2 separate regions of the Mus musculus genome follow, and region 1 is linked to region 2. Evidence: chromatin loops called from intact Hi-C (ENCODE). Cell type or tissue: left cerebral cortex. All regions are shown on one strand. Each heading gives the region's core, and the rest is flanking DNA. Links, peaks and the distances in the headings are about the cores only. Region 1 holds the start of Ptpn9 (protein tyrosine phosphatase, non-receptor type 9). Region 2 holds the start of Man2c1 (mannosidase, alpha, class 2C, member 1).

Evidence for each region. Peaks named below come from ENCODE experiments on the same cell type or tissue, not always from the same donor. Only the 100,000 strongest peaks of a DNase experiment are listed, where the experiment ranks them.
Region 1: it touches region 2 in a loop (5-fold over the local background); 1 of 42 quality-filtered maps calls a loop at or near these places.

The regions. Positions count from the first base shown.
Region 1 is chr9:56,991,982-56,997,351 of GRCm38, reverse strand. It overlaps Ptpn9 (protein tyrosine phosphatase, non-receptor type 9), which reads right to left and starts at 2,384. Exons shown (of 13, transcript NM_019651.2): 1 at 1,696-2,384. The coding sequence starts at 1,758. In left cerebral cortex, for the core only: CTCF peaks have their summits at 189 (motif pointing left) and 2,431; DNase peaks (open chromatin) are centred at 1,679, 2,010, 2,446, 3,220 and 1 more place; H3K4me3 peaks cover 2,686 bases; H3K27ac peaks cover 2,636 bases.
Region 2 is chr9:57,129,364-57,134,733 of GRCm38, reverse strand. Man2c1 (mannosidase, alpha, class 2C, member 1) reads right to left here and starts at 3,957. Exons shown (of 26, transcript NM_028636.2): 1 at 3,845-3,957; 2 at 3,453-3,575; 3 at 3,079-3,202; 4 at 1,142-1,212. The coding sequence starts at 3,945. Man2c1os (mannosidase, alpha, class 2C, member 1, opposite strand) reads left to right here and starts at 3,444. Exons shown (of 2, transcript NR_102289.1): 1 at 3,444-4,185; 2 at 4,607-4,752. In left cerebral cortex, for the core only: a CTCF peak has its summit at 3,377 (motif pointing right); DNase peaks (open chromatin) are centred at 3,445 and 4,011; H3K4me3 peaks cover 1,982 bases; H3K27ac peaks cover 1,755 bases.

The DNA of each region.
Region 1 (5,370 bases), core at 166-5,165, 140 kb after region 2:
TTGTTTTTAAAAAGGTATTCTTAAATTTTTTTTTTTTTACTGGAGAGATGGCTCAGAGGTTAAGAGCACTGACTGCTCTTCCAGAGGTCCTGAGTTCAATTCCCAGCAACCACACCGTGGCTCACAACCATCTGTAATGGGATCCAATGCCCTCTTCTGGTATGTCTACCCTCTTCTGAATGTCTGCCCTCTTCTGGTGTGTCTGAAGACAGCTACAGTATACTCATATACATAAAATAAGTAAATTTAAAAAAAAATTTTTTTTTACTCATGCTGAGTTTATTTAAAGTCAATAAGAGTATAGGTCTGGGGGAAATTAAAAAAACAAAACAAAACAAAAACATCATTTCCACAGAAAGCATGACTTTTCCAAAAGAAAATTCAAGGGCTTTTTAAAAATCAGGTCTTGGGGCTGGAGAGAGCACTGGCTACTCTTTCAGAGGACCTAGGTTCAATTCCCAACACTCACATGGCAGTCACAGGTATCCATAATCCATCTCCAAGTGAGTTGACACCCCCACACAGACATATATGCAAGCAAAACACCAATGCAAATAAAATAAAAATAAATAAACCATAAAAAGGTCTTTAAAAAAAAACCATTAAACCAATGTTAGTTTGTCAAAATAGACATCTCCCCACTCCAGATTGTGTTAGCAAATGTGGGCCTGTGAACTAGGGCGTGAGAGTGTGAAACGGATCATTACCAGCATGTCTCACCTTTTCCTCTTTCATTTATTTTGTAAGGTACAAGCAGATTATGGCCATATTTGAGCACAGCTTCTGTTTGGATATGAGCAGTGCCAAGGAGAGAAGAGCAAGAGCCCAATCCGTGGGGTTCTGAATCTCATCTAGTCCGTGTTTCCACAGCTGGAATATGGGGGGGGGGGTGTAAAGTTATAAGAGCGCTCGCTAGGCTTCTCGCTTACAGAAACCCCTCAAATGATAACGCAAGCTACTACTTTCTGGGAATTTAAGATCTCAAGCTTTAAAAAGGGACAATGGAACTCCAGTGTGGGCTTCAGAAAGATGGAGACTGTCAGATGAGGTGGGGGCAGGGAAATGGGGACGAGGGTAAGAGCCTAGCCTGGGAAAGCAGAATAGGGAGGTCAAGGCCAGGGACTTGGGGAGCTAGAAAAGGAACAGATCTTTCAGGATCTGTCCAAGTAGGCCCGTCACAGCAGTCTGAAAGCCTGAAGGGCTCCTTTGAGAATCTGGGCCACCTCTTTACCAGCGCTACCTCCCCCCATCTTGGGAACGGAGACAACCACCTAGGAATCCTCCCCCCAAATGGCTTTCCTTGCCCTTGAAAACAACGGACCCTCGAGAAAAAAAAAAAAAAATGCAAACGCTTCCAGAGAGTAGAAGGGCCTGGGACAAGGTGTCCTGCAGTCATCCAGTGGGGAGCCCGCCCCAGTTCGAGGAACTTTAATATTCATTGAAATGGAGCAGCACGGACCCCCCCCCCCCCGGAAGTCTCGAAGCATAAGAATCTCAGAGCCAGGGGTCCCACGGCTCCGGGGCTGGGCTGGGCGATGGCCTGGGGCGCGGTCTCCGGCCCGGGGAGGCCAGCCCGCAGGCCTGAAATGCGAGCAGGAGCCGCTGAGGGCCCGGGGCGAGGAGCGCAGCCCGGCGAACAGAGGCCGGCCTAGGCCTCGGAGGCTCGGACACACCCACCGCTGCAGCGGCGCTTACCTGCTCCTCCTCGGGGGTCAGCTCCGGCGCCATGTCCGGCCGGGGCGCGGTCGCCGGCTCCATCCCGCCGCCGCCGGGGCAGGTCTGGTGGGCGAGCGCCAGAACCCGCTGCACTCGCGCTCCGCTTCTGTGGCCCGGCGCCTCAGCAGCTCTCGGTCGGCTCGCGCATGGTGCGAGCGCCCGGCGCCCGCGGCGGCTGCCAACGCCGCTCCTGCTGGCCGGGGAGAGCCCGCTGTCGCTCCCCGCGGAGAGGAAATGCCTCCTGTTTGCTTCACTCCTTTCCTCACGCCACCCCTCCTGTCCTGAGGAGGAGAAAGTGCGGGCGAGGAACTAACAGCAGTTCGAGGTCTGCTTGGCTTTCTTTCTTTTTTAGGAGTCCACAACTTTTACAGCCACCGCGAAGGCGCCTGGCGGGAGTTGGAGGCCGTCGGCCTTCCGAGCCGCTTAACCCCCGGGGCAGAGCTCGCCGGCGCCTCGAGACCGCCCAGCCCGGGCGTCCACGGGGATGCGGGCCCTGCGAACTGCTCCGTGGCCTCGCGGCCCAGTTCCTCAAAAGCCGCCGCGGAGACAGGGAGGGCGGGCGCGAGCGAGCGAGGAAAAGGCGTCCCCCTCCCGGCTCAGGGCCAGCGCTGCGGCCTGCGCCGCGTCCGCCCGAGCCCCCCACGGCTCCATTGAGAAACTGAGCATCTCATTCACAAACAGGAGCCGGGGAGGGCCGGGCCGGACGGGGACGTTGTCCGAGAGGGGGAGACAGAGAGGAGCTGGGAGGAGGGGAGGCTGAGCGGAACGGAGCGGCGCGGCGGGGGAGGGGCTGCGGGGACGAGAGGCGACTCCCCTACGGGAGCGGGAGGGAGACGCGACTGGGAGTTAAAAGAATCCAAAACTGCGCGAGGACCGGTGCCCTTCCCGGTATTCACGGGCGGCTTCTACCTATTCGTGGTAGGGTCTGAAAGGTTGCCTGTGAGGTCCAAGATGCCTCGGATCTGACAGATAAGCAAGGGCCGCATTTCTTTGCTCAATGAATGTATCCTGTAGTCCAGCATCATTGTAGCTAATTGTAATCGGGTACAAAGAGAGAGTGAGGAAGAGACAGAGAGAGACATCCTGTTTCAGAATTCATTCAGGAAGCCCACAGCCTTTGCAAATGCATGATTTTACTCTAGGGTAAACAGCAGAGTCTGGGTCTCTCAGGATAGGAGCATTGAGAAGGCAGGGCTGGGCCTACTGTGATTTTTTTTATCATGTTAGACCAAAGATAAGTATTCTAGAAGGATTTCAAGAAATCGGAGTGCCACAACTAGTCCCCCCAGGACTGAAGTCCAGAAAGAACCAGGGGATGGGTCTTCGGAAAAGAAAATGCTATAGGTTTTGATGCCCATCTTGGAGAACTTTTTAAAAAATAAATTATATATATTCTTAACTCCATTTTGGCACCAGTGCAATAGCAGCTTCAGGGTTACCTCTGCTAAGTTTTTTCCTTTGTGTGTGTGGAGGGTCAGGGGGCCAGGAAAGACAGAGTTTTGAGAAAGGATCTCTATGTACCCCTGGCTGTCCCAAAATTGGCTGTGTAGACCAAGCTGGCCTTGAACTCACAGAGATCTGCCTCTTGAGTGAAGGAATTAAAGGCATGTCCATGCCTCCTTGCCCCTCAACTATGTTAGTTTGTCTTTTGCCACCAGTAAAATGAACTCTACGCTGAACTCAGGAACCTACTCAGGAGTTGGTTTCAGTATTGAAACTGGAAGACAGTCTATAACAAGTCTATCTGCACACCAGACACTGCACTATGCACTGGAGTTAAAATAAGACAGTATAAGATAATGGAAGATGTATCAGGAAGTAAAATAATGAAGACACTCAGGGACTCGCGTGATGGGTCAGTGGTTAAGAATACTGGCTGACCTTGGAGTGGATCTGGGTTCAATTCTAGTACCCACGTGGTAGTATAGAACTTTTAAGGAGCATGTGATGTATAAACATACATCAGGAAAAAAAAAACACCCATACATGTTGTACTGGCTAGTTTTGTGTCAACTTGACACAGCTGGAGTTATCACAGAGAAAGGACCTTCAGTTGAGGAAATGCCTCCATGAGATCCAACTGTAAGGCATTTTCTCAATTAGTGATCAAGGGGGAAAGGCCCCTTGTGGGTAGGACCATCTCTGGGCTGGTAGTCTTGGGTTTTATAAGAGAGCAGGCTGAGCAAGCCAGGGGAGGCAAGCCAGTAAAGAACATCCCTCCATGGCCTCTGCATCAGCTCCTGCTTTCTGACCTGCTTGAGTTCCAGTCCTGCATCCTTTGGTGACCAACAGCAGTATGGAAATGTAAGCCGAATAAACCCTTTCCTCCCCAACTTGCTTCTTGGTCATGATGTTTGTGCAGGAATAGAAACCCTGACTAAGACAAATTGGTACCAGCAGAGTGGGGTATTCCTGTGACAATCTGACCATGTTTTGGGGAGGACTGTGGAAGGACTTTAGAACGTTGTGCTTGAAGATCCATCCGTTGTTAAGAGCTCTGTCAGATGTTGTGTAGGAGCTTGGAAGATAATGTTGAGAACACCGCAGAAGATGGAGCTCTGGTTTGTGAAATTTCAGAGGGAAAATTAAAGACTCTTTTCAGGGCCATTGCTGTTTTGATTGTGAAGATTCTGTAGTTCTGGTTAGCTGGGGCTGAAGAATCAGCTGTGATTAACAAGATACCAGAACTACCAAAGCAAAAACTTTGCATTACTGGGACTATTGATGCTGGTTAGCTGGAGCTAAGAAATTAGCGGTGATTAAGAAGAGACCAGCATCATTGAGGTGACATCTTCTGGGAAGTGTTTTCTGAAAGCACAAAGAGGCTGTGTTCCAGAGATGGCCAAGGTTGTACTCCTGCTGCAGCAGGACTTGGTAATATGTAAGGTTCACCCAGGTGGTACTGGTTTTGAAGGCATGAAGGGGTCACGCAAAGCAGCTGAGGCTCGGTACTGTGAGAGGCCATGGAAGGCCATTGGTGAAGGTGCAGCCTCAGTTGCAATTGAAGGCCCAGGACTGAAGGGGTCATGCAGTGTTTTGGAGATGCCAGTACCATGAGATGACCACCAAGAGCAGCAGCAGCAGTGGGGTACAGGCATCTGGAGCCTAGAGGATGATGTGTGTGCTACAAAGGGCCTGGCTGGAGAAGTGACCCAAGCCCTTGGAGGAGCCCAGAAGATCGTGAGTTGGATCCCAGACATTGGACAGTTGGAGATTGACTTTTGCTTTTGATTGTGACTGTGCCCTGATATTTTCCCTCTTGAAGGAAGAAACTGTTTTAGTGGAGCCCACAGTTAAGAGACTTTTAATTGTAAAAAGACTTTGGATTTTAAAAAAGATGGATATTTTAAAGAGATTGAAATTTTAAGAATATGTAAAGGCTGTGGGACTTTTAAAGTTATTTAGACCTTGGGGATGAATAAGAATGTAAGGGTTGAGGCTTACTAGTGATGTTTTTGTGTGTCAAGTTGACAAGGGGTCAATTGTACTGGCTAGTTTTGTGTCAACTTGACACAGCTGGAGTTATCACAGAGAAAGGACCTTCAGTTGAGGAAATGCCTCCATGAGATCCAACTGTAAGGCATTTTCTCAATTAGTGATCAAGGGGGAAAGGCCCCTTGTGGGTGGGACCATCTCTGGGCTGGTAGTCTTGGG
Region 2 (5,370 bases), core at 296-5,295:
CCAAGCTCCACTAGCTAACATAGTACACCAGTTCCTGGAGGCAGCACCTGGGCAGCAGGTTCCTCTGCTGGAGCTAAACTCAGCATCACTAAAGGGTAGCCTTTCTGACTCCAGCCCTCCTAGTCTGGCAATGGAGTCCTCAGTCTGTTCTTCCAGAATCTTCAGCAGTTTCATAATTTTATGACTATTTCCGTCTGCCCTTCAAGGCCACCTTACCATATTCACAGTGTTGGAGGAATCTGAAACAATATACAGTTAACACTGGGCAGTGGTGGCAGAGGCCTTTTTAATCCTAACACTTGAGAGGCAGGACAGAGGCAGATGGATCTATGAAGTCTGAGGCTCTGGTCTACAGAGTGAGTTCCAGGACATCCAGGGCTATACAGAGAAACCTTGTCTCAAAAAAACTAAACCAAGCCAAAGAAAACAAACAAACAAACAAACAAAAATGCACAGTTAAATATACACTGCAATAATCATGCATGGTAGCACCCAACTTTAATCCCAGCACTTGGGAGGAAGCAAGTAGATCTATGTGAGTTCAAGGCCAACATGGTCTACATAGTGAGTTCTAGGACAGCCAGGGATATAGAATGGGATCCTGTTTCAAACAAAACAAAACAACAAATAAATAACAACAAACAGCCAAACCCAATATCTTAGCTTTTCATGGTATAGAAAACATGCTCCCTCAATATGAAATAATGGAATGTAAAAGGTAGGGTGTAAAATATCAGAGAAATAACTTTCATCTAGTAAAAGGTGCTTCTGCTCAAAGACATTTTGAGATTATGAAGACGGAGATGATAAGAATGGTCATCCCTGCCGGGCGGTGGTGGCACACACCTTTAATCCCAGCACTTGGGAGGCAGAGGCAGGCGGATTTCTGAGTTCGAGGCCAGCCTGGTCTACAAAGTGAGTTCCAGGACAGCCAGGGCACCAGGGCTACACAGAGAAACCCTGTCTCCAAACACCAAAAAAAAAAAAAAAAAAAAAAAAAAAAAAAAAAAAAAAAGATGGTCATCCCTGGTAGAAGGATAATAGGAGTAATTAATTTCCCCATGTTCTTTTATATTTACCACGAGAAAGGAGATATTAAGATTTCACTTATGTGAACACATCTGTGTAAGCGGATGCTTACCTCCGAGGGTCTGATGCTCGCAGCCTCTCGCTCAGGACATAACTGGTCTTTTCGCCTTCTTTGGTCAAACCCTGGTAGAGAAAAGAGAAGACCGGGCTTGAGGCCATTAGAAAATTCGAAGGTCGAGTAAAGCCAATGAGGGCCAGGCTCTGCCATCCAGCTGCCCTGCCCTGAATCACCGATACCAGGAAAGGCTAGGATAAAGTAATCAGGGAACCTTGGTAGCAAGTGTTCCACCCATCGGTGACCAGCACGCAGTTTATGTTTGCTAGCAGTGGTGAAGGGACTCTGGGGAGCTGGAGCTCGGCAAGCACGGCTATGGCAGGCCTTGCCCTTCTTCCCACTTCCTTCTGCCTTGTAAAACTGCTAGATTACATCCCTAAAGCTAGCCACCAAGGTCTATTCTCTTATTTGGGATTAGACCACCTCATCCCAACATAGGCTTTCTTCTTGTAGCTTTATAGACTGCCATTTTCTTAGACCTTTGTCTTCTGGGACAAACACCTCTTTCCCTTCTCCCTTGTCCTCGGTCTCCTGTCTTTGTCTCTTATTCTCTGCCCTCTGAAACAAATCAATTTCATTTGTGCAAAGAACCTGAATTGGGGTGTCTTGGGTTAACTTCAAGGTCCCTACAGATGGTCTTATGGGAAGGATCTTGGGCAGGGATTAGGAGGCCTGGTTGGTAGCTTTTCTTTCTTAAGATTTATTTATTTAATGTATGTATTGGTACACTGTATGCTGTCTTCAGACACACCAGAATAGAGCATCAGATCCCATTACAGATGGCTGTAAGTCACATGTGGTTGCTGGGAATTTGAACTCAGGACCTCTGGAAGAGCAGTCAGTGCTCTTAGCAGTCAGTCCACTGAGCCATCTCTCCAACCCCCTCTGGTAGCCTTTTTACCCATGAATATATAAAAGAAAACCCCATGGAGTGAGGCAGATATATTAATACAGGTCTATAATTCTAGCTACTTGGGAGGTCCATGGTAGAGAATAACAAGATCAAGGCTACTATCAGGGATCATTCAGCAAGACCCTTTCTCGAATTAAACGGGAGGTGGGAGATGGATTAGCTCAGTGGTGAGAACATTTGTCTAGAATTTGTGGTGGTTCTGGGTTATATTAATTAAAAAAGAAGCCCAAGGAGTTTGAGATAGATTGGTTCATCCTCAGTGTTCAGTTAGGTGGGTGCCATCGAAGAGAAGAAAGTTGGATAGGGCTCTGACTTCTTTTTTTTGTTTTGTTTTGTTTGTTTGTTTTTTTTTTGTTGTTTTTTTGTTTTTTCGAGACAGGGTTTCTCTGTATAGCCCTGGTTGTCCTGGTGCTCACTTTGTAGACCAGGCTGGCCTCGAACTCAGAAATCCACCTGCCTCTGCCTCCCGAGTGCTGGGATTAAAGGCGTGCAGCACCACGCCCGGCTAGGGCTCTGACTTCTTTTAGGACCCAGTTACTGGACTTTGAAACGGAAGCTGCATGGACCAACAAAGAAATGTCTTAGTTTTTTAAAATCTATAATGGATATAAAGTGTCATCACATAGCATTACAAAGATTAAACCTGGTATGACATTTAACATTTAACATCTGGGGAATGTGAAGTGCAGTTAAAAGAAATTCATTATTCATGGGAAGATAACTTAATACCTTACTTTATATCATTTTAGAATGATTTGAAGTTTCCCCCAATACATATGTACTATACACAATAAAACTAGCTTATGAAAACTGGGGATTTATAACACTGGTGTCCAAATTCTGGTGGCTTACAACCATCTGTAATGGGATCTGATAACCTCTTCGGGTGTGTCTAAACACTGGCAATTTCCTCAGTTCCGAAATCATGAAATTACTCTGGAGACCCATTCATTCAGCTGTGGCTTCTCCAAAAACCAGGCTAATCTGTGGCAGTATCTGGCTCTAAGAGAGGACACCTCACCTGGACAGGTTCCCCATCACGCCAGACAAGGCTTTCTCCATCGCTTTCCCAGCAAAGATGAACTTCCTGGCCCACCCAAACTTCAGGGATGACCAGTTCTACCCGAAACCAGCAGGTCCACCATCTGTAAGAGAGCCATTTTGATGGGCCTAGGAGTGGAAACCCTCGGCTTTAAGATGTTCTCCATGCATGTGCAGCATCAGAGAAATGGTCAAAGAATAAAGGGAAAGGGGGAGAGGCAGCAGGGATGAAAATACTCAAGTGAAGACGCCGAAGGATAAAGGAGCTTCTCTCAGCAGAGGGCGCCACTCTGCTATCTAGCAGACTAGGGTTTGGTCGTGGGGCGGAGCTTCGCCAAACTGGGCGTTACCCACGTGGGTCCGAAGCTGTCGCCGACCTGCGCAGGGCTGAAGTTCTGCTGCACCGCCTTCTCATAGGGAAGCCTCTCGGGCGTCAGGAAGCTGGAGAGTGTCACCGAGCAGCTGTCCCCGAAGAGCCTGGGCAGGAGCAGCTGATGGGCGCATGCTCGAAGCCGCCCCTGTCCCACCCGTGAGCCAGCGGATGGCTGGGGAAACGCTCTCCCTTGGCTAAGGCCGTGAGGACTGCCTGGCAGCTCAGCAGCACAGACCAACCTCTACCGTTCGCTCCCCAGCCCCTGGCCTGGCAGTGGCGGGAACTTTGTTCCGCGGCCCGGTTGGCCACGGCCTGGGTTTCCCTCCGGAAGGGAAGGGGAGAGCGCGCGGGTGTGGTAGGCCAAGGACCACACCTGCCGCGAAGGTTACAGTCGGTGAAGTAGATCGGGGACACGAACTTCTCCACCCGCTCGAAAGTGGTGCGCCAGTGCTTCAAGAACGGCGCTGCCGCCATGGCGATGCGCCTTCCCTCCCCGGAAGATCCTTGGTGCTGCCGGCTCGTTGCACCGCTTGGAACCAAAGGTTCCGGCATCCAACCAGCTTACAGACCCGAGCAGCTTTTCTGGGAACACCACGGCTTTTGCAAGAGGCTGGCTCTGGGGAGCCTCCCAGTGAAACCCGGAAGCTGAGCCTTCGCGGTTCTCACCTCAGCCTTGCTGTCAGACAGCTGGGTAAATTATTTTAAAATACAATGGTAAGTTTGAGCTGGTGGTGTGGTTCGGTAGGGAGAGTGCTTGCCTAGGATGCACAAAGTTCACAGACCAGGAAGTGTAAATTGGAGTAATCTGCGACAATGTAGCGCCTTTGAGTACAGCCTGAGCTACTTGGTATTCTGAAGGAAGGGCTAGGGAGGGAACCCCTGGAAGGGCATGGGAAAGGTTTAGTTTTCCATTCTCTTCACTTACTCAAGCATTGGTAACTGCATAATATGAAAAGCGCAAGGCTACTTCGGGTGTTTTCAGAAATACAGAAAAGGGGCTTTGCACACCAGTAATCCTCCATTACATTACATGCATCACCGTTGCCCATTACCCCAATGTCCAGAATTTTGATCTAACGCAGGTCAACAAGTGCAAGGAAGTTTGAATGCTAACCTCCAGCTTTAACGTTTGCAGGAGTCTGGAAGAAAATAATACAGGAGGAATCTAACTAGCCTGCTTTAATGGAAATAACCAGGTTTACATTCCAAATGCAGGTTACCCAGAAAAATGATCAAGTAAGAAATATACAATGCCAATTAAAATAACTTGTCAAAACTTGAGCAAAGTCCCTTGTTTTATTGGTCACAAGGACTTTTTCTCCTAAAAGGGCCCTGAAATCTTACCCTGACCTGCAGGGAGGTGCAGTACATAGTACATAGGTAGCAACTGCCAAGGCTGCTGCTGGTCAGACCCATGCTCCCCATCCTTCTAGGCCAGCAGTCTTAAGGAAATAGAGGGGGAGAGGTGAACCATAGCTGAGGAAGCCAGACCCTTTCTTCCTGGCATGCTGCCTCAGCCACTGCCCTACATTTTCCCATTAGGCTTGATTACTTCCAAGTTTCCTTGTCCTCCTATGAGAAAAACACCCTAAAAGCAGGATATGGTGACACACACCTGTATTCCCAGAATTCAGGAGTCCAAGGCAAAATTCATGAGTTTTTTTTTTTTTTTTTTTTCAAGACATGGTTTCTCTGTATAAGCCCTGGCTGTCCTGGAACTCACTTTGTAGACCAGACTGGCCTTGAACTCTGAAATCCCCCTGCCTCTGCCTCCCAAGTGCTGGGATTAAAGGACTGTGCCACCTTTTGAAAACCTAGAAGTCAAATTATTTTTCTTTATGGTGGTGTTGGGGATTTTAAAAACATTGTTACAATTTATTTGGTTGGGGGTGGGATATG